Linked DNA regions of Mus musculus: region 2 is linked to region 1. The links are chromatin loops, found by intact Hi-C in ENCODE. Cell type or tissue: left cerebral cortex. All regions are shown on one strand. Each heading gives the region's core, and the rest is flanking DNA. Links, peaks and the distances in the headings are about the cores only.

Region 1 (2,817 bases), core at 30-2,529:
TGGGTGAGCGAAAGCTTTAACTATTCACTCTCTTTCCACTTTCTCTCTACTTTGGGGTTACTCACAGAATCCCGAAACCTTTCCACCAAAATCTGGGTTTCTACCAGGGCAAAGATTGGAAAACGAGTTATGAAAACACATGCAGAGTTCAGTTAAGGGCCATGAGTGGAGGAAAACAGGGAAGTTCTAGGGGAGCAGATAAGTTATTTTTCAGGGCCTAAGGATATAAAACCCCAGGTGTTGGGAGAGAACAGAATACGTTGGTGGTATCCCAGCTGGAAAGAGATGGTGTGTGCAAATCAGGATAATAGCAAGAAGGTTAGTGACATAGAAAGATATTCTACAAAAAGGTGTTAATTGAGGGAAACTACTACTGTCCTGGAGTTCGCAGCAGCAGAGCTGTTCCTCTTTTTTATTATTAGATATTTTCTTTATTTACATTTCAAATGTTATCTCCTTTCCCGGTCTCCCCTCTGAAAAGCCCCTATCCCATTCTGCCATCCCCTGCTCACCAAATCACCCACTCCCACTTCCCTATCCTGTCATTCCCCTACACTGGGGCATCGAGCCTTCATGAGACCAAGGGCCTCTCCTCCCATTGATGTCCAACAAAGTCATCCTCTATTTCATGTGTGGCTGGAGTACACTGTTCCCTCCAAGTATACTCTTTGGTTCATGGTTTAGTTCCTGGGAAATCTGGGAGTAGTATTCATATTGTTGTTCCTCCTGTGAAGCCGCAAACCACTTCAGCTTCTTTGGTCCTGTCTCTAACTCCTCCACTGGGGACCTTGTGCTCATTCTAATGGTTGGGGGCAAGCAGCCACCTCTGTATTTGTCAGGCAGTGGTAGAACCTCTCAGGAGACTACTATAAAATAGACAAGGAGGGATACTCACAAAGGTAAAATCTTCCAAGATGAACTATCAATTCTGAATGTCTATGCTCCAAATGCAAGGGCATCCACATTCATAAAAGAAACTTTACTAAACCTCAAAGGAGAAAGATGCTGAGAAAGAAAGCAGGGAAAGAACACCCTTCACAATAGTCACAAATTATATAAAATACCTTTGTGTGACTCTAACCAAGCAAGTGAAAGATCTGTATGATAAGAACTTCAAGTCTCTGAAGAAAGAAATTGAAGATCTCAGAAGATGGAAAGATCTCCCATGCTCATGGATTGGCAGGATTAATATAGTAAAAATGGCTACATTGAGGGTGTCATGTTCTTGTGGTGTCCTTTATTGCTGTCCAATCCTTCCTCCACCTTCTCCACAGGACTCCCGAGCTCCACCTAATGTTTGGCTGTGGGACTGCATTTGTTCCTATCCGTTCCTGGATGAAGACTCTGATCTCTGACATGACTGTGCTCGGCTCTGGTTCCTGTGTATCCTGCAAACTGTAGGTCTGAGGTTTTGTGGTAGGGTCCAATCCCTCCATTTGAGATCTTGCCTGGTTACAGAGGATGGCCAGTTCAGCCTCTGTGTCCCTCATTACAAGTCCTTGCTAGTATGACCCTTATAGATTATATGGAATTTCCATTGCATTACATTTCTATCTCATTCCTGAAATGTCCACCAATTTCAGTCGTCCCTCCCAATACTCTCCTTCCACCCTCTCTACCAGATCACTCCCGTTCCCATCCCCAGCCACGCCCAGTTTGCCATCAAAATCCATTCTATTTCTTCTTCCCAGGAAGATCCATGTGCTCGCCCCAATACCCCCACCCTATTCCTTTAAGCCTTCCTTGTTACTTAGCCTCTCTAGGTCTGTGGATTATAGCATGATTATCCTTTACCGCTAATATCCACTTACAACTGAGAACATGCCATTTTTGTCTTTCTGGGTCTGGGTTACCTCACTTAGGATGATGCTTTCTTAGATCCGTCCAAGTGCCAACAACAAATTATTATCATTTTTGTTCTTATTTATTGTTATCATTATTATTATCATTATTATTTGAGACAGGATCTCATTAAGCAGTTTTGCCTGGCCTGGAACCATCTATGCAAATCAGGCTGACCTCCCACTCATAAAGATCTGCCTGCCTCTCCCTCCTAAGTACTGAGATTAAAGGCCTTGGTGACTATGTTTGACGTAGAATTTCTCTTTGGAACTTGGAGCTTGCCTTTTGTCACCTCCAGGGACCCTCCTGTCTCTGTTTCCCCAGAACTAGGATAATAGGAGACCACACCACTCTCAGCACTTTTATGTGGGTTTTGGGAGATCATACTCTGCTCCGAGGGATTGTGTATAAACAGTTTACCGTTGAGCCATCTCCTTTGCTCAACTTCTACCTCTCCTTAAAGGCAAGGAATTGAGAAAACTTCTTAAAATACAGGGACGTGTTTTTCATGAGTGAAACTCTTCCCAGTCATGTCAGGACACTGAAGAGAGAGCCTCAAAATATCCTGGCCAACCGCTTTAAAGTGTTAACTTGATTTATAGCGTTATCCACTTTAAACCTTTTCTCTTTAAAGGGTTATCTTGCTTTACTGCACTAATTCCTCCTTCTCTGTTGACAGTTTTTCTTATGCTTGTTCTTTTGAAATGCCACTTTATAAATATCTTCTCGGTTGAGCCTTTATCTATTTTCAGAAAATGCTTTTGCTTTCCCGATGGCTTTCCCTTTTCCCCCCACCTTGAGGTGTTGGAGATAAAGCTCAGGGTGTCTATCGATGAACTAGATCCTCAGCCCTGGGAGTCTTTACTGTCTACAGAGCATCAGCCTGCTTGGGTGGCAGTTGCTTGGGTAGACTAAGGGTAAACTGCCGGTGATGACTGCTCTGACAGCCATGAGCCCTATACTATGATCCAGCTT
Region 2 (2,817 bases), core at 235-2,734, 170 kb before region 1:
TAGGATGATTATCGAATGCCCCTTGTAGCCTTGGACAAACTCTTTCCTTAGACTTGAACTTCTATGAAGTGATTGTGGAAAGAGACTTACTCTAAAATCACCTTTAGGCTCAAACTCCAGCATTCCTAATTATGCAATCCACAGCAATTATGGAAATCAGAAACAGTGACAGCAGATGAGCTCTAGCACAGACTTCAGTCCCCAGCCTTCCCAGAAAGACACGAAAAGAGTAAGCTGACATATTAGGAAGAAGGGCGTGTCCCAAGCACCTCTCCCTAGAATTTATGGTTCCATGATGGAGGAATGGATTTTTATAAAGTAGACAAAAATGAAAGAAAGTTGGCCTGGGGAGACAGCTTAGCTGCTAAAGTGCATGATTTACCAAGTACAAAGTACTAGCATGCAGACTCAAATTCCACCCCTCAGAATCTATGTAAGGAATCTAGTACTGCTGCAGGTGTCTGTAGCCCCAGCACTGGGCACATGGAGGTAGGACAGCCCTTGGTGCTCCTTGGACAGCCAGTCTAGGCAAATCAGTGGGTTCTATGCTCAGTGAGACACGTTCACAAATAGAGAGCAATTGAGTAAAATGCCTAACACTTCTGACCTCACACCCCCACATACCTGGGCTCACACACAAATATGCAAACACTGATTAGAAAATTAATTAAAATAAAACGAATTTAAAAGGAGAAAAGTGGAATTAACAAGGTATTGTTTAAGGTATATATTATAGTGCACAAAAGTGAAGCCGATTTCCTCCTGGCAAAGTATTTCTCTTTTTAAATAATTTTTTCATATGCTGTTACACATACATGATAATGCATGACTATTTTTTATTAGATATTTTCTTTATATACATGTCAAATGCTATCCTGAAAGTTCCCTATATCCTCCCTCTGCCCTGCTCCCCTACCCACCCACTCCCACTTCTTGGCCCTGGCATTCCCCTGTACTGGGGCATACAAAGTCTGCAATACCAAGGGGGCCTCTCTTCCCAGTGATGGCTGACTAGGCCATCTTATGCTACATATGCAGCTAGAGACATGAGCTCTGGGGGTACTGGTTAGTTCATATTGTTGTTCCACCTATAGGGTTGCAGACCCCTTTAGCTCCTTGGGTGCTTTCTCTAGCTCCTCCATTGGGGGCCCTGTGTTCCATCTTATAGATGACTGTGAGCACCCACTTCTGTATTTGCCCGGTACTGGCATAGCCTCATATGATACAGCTATACCAGGCAGGGTCCCTTCAGCAAAATCTTGCTGGCATATGCAATAGTGTCTGGGTTTGGTGGCTGATTATAGGATGGATCCCCAGGTGGGGTAGTCTCTGGATAGTCTATTCCATTAGTCTACCTGTCTATCACTGTACCAGCACCATGCAGTTTTTATCACAATTGCTCTGTAGTACACCTTGAGTTAAGGCATGGGGATTCCACCAGAGGTTTTTTTTATTTACTGAGAATAGTTTTTGCTATAATAGGTTTTTTGTTATTCCAGATGAATTTTCAAATTACCCTTTGTGAGACATTCTCCTGGGGGGGTGGGGGCTGGGGGAAGGTGTGGGATCTGGAACAGTCAGAAGATAGACCTGGAGGGGGATGAAATCCTAACTGTAAATAAAGATTAAATAAAGTTAAAAAAAAGATAGTATATAATTTTGATACTATCAGATTGATATATAAATTAAGTGGAGCAATGAGACATGAATTCTTTAGTGTCTAATAAGTGTTTGGCAAATGAAGGCCATGATCATCATATTCTTTTGAAACTAAAATATATTTTCATCTTTGGAAAACTAAGATAATTTTTTAAAGAAAAGAAAGAAAGAAAGGAAAGAAGGAAGGAAGGAAGGAAGGAAGGAGAGGAAGGAGGGAAGGAAGGAAGGAAAGAAAAAAGACAAAAAAGAAAATCTGACCTACTAGTCATCAACTGAGTATCTGATGCAGAGGCACAGATAATATACTTCCCAATTTGAAATTATTCCTGTTTTACAGAAAAACAGACTTCTGTCTAAATGAACCCCACTATCTGATCTGCCTCCAGGGGAAGGGGTCTACATAGGCCCAGGTGCAGGGGCAGAAGCATCCATATGCCCAACTAAGGACCACTTAAGCCTGTTGTCACCCTGTGAAGGAAGGAAGGGATTAAAGTCCTTTTCTGAGTGGAATAGTGAGGCATATTATAATAGGCAGGGAAGGGAGATGAGCTGGGTGAGTTCTGCATACAACAAGTGGGTTATAAATCTTGGTGTGGTGGCACAGGCCCTTAATTTTTATATTTGGGTCCAAAATTCTAGTTCAAGGCTAGCCTGGGCTACAGAGTGAACTCTTTCAGCAAAAGTCCCAGACTTTGGGGGGAGGGGTGCGAATGTGTGGAGCAGCTGTTGGTTGCCTGTGCTATAACCTGATTAGCACACTGAGTAGTTCAGAAGCAAAAGGTCCAGAGAACTCCTGAAGAGAGAGCCAGGTTAGGTAAAGAGGGAAGGGGTGGGGAGAGGACTCCAAAGAACTTGGGACCTAGAGTATTTTCAAAAGAGTCTCTGGGCTGAGGAGGTCCTGTCCTCCACACTGTGTCCCTGGGATTCCTCTTAGGTTCAGGTCCCAGGAAGTCACTGACTAGCTCAAGACAGAGACAGCTGTGCTCCCCCACCACAACCCCCACCCCAGGATTTGGAAATTCACATGGGTAGTCTTTAACCTGTGTTCCCTGCTCCTTCCCACTCCCATCACCCTTCTGCCCCCTAGGATCTCAGGAGCTCACCTTCTATCCTTGGACACAGACAGACAGACAGACAGACAGACAGACAGACAGACAG

The links. Peaks named below come from ENCODE experiments on the same cell type or tissue, not always from the same donor. Only the 100,000 strongest peaks of a DNase experiment are listed, where the experiment ranks them.
Region 2: a loop joins it to region 1, with 7 times the contacts of the local background. A loop is called at or near these places in 2 of 42 quality-filtered maps.

Annotation. Positions count from the first base shown.
Region 1 is chr10:22,034,942-22,037,758 of GRCm38, reverse strand. No RefSeq gene overlaps it. Among named protein-coding and RNA genes, the nearest start is that of Gm34267, 22 kb to the left of the region's middle. In left cerebral cortex, for the core only: a CTCF peak has its summit at 1,307; a DNase peak (open chromatin) is centred at 1,297.
Region 2 is chr10:22,203,582-22,206,398 of GRCm38, reverse strand. The region is part of intron 5 of Gm26740 (a long non-coding RNA gene); the gene reads left to right. Among named protein-coding and RNA genes, the nearest start is that of Gm51760, 13 kb to the right of the region's middle. In left cerebral cortex, for the core only: no CTCF peak of the experiment used is centred there; no DNase peak of the experiment used is centred there.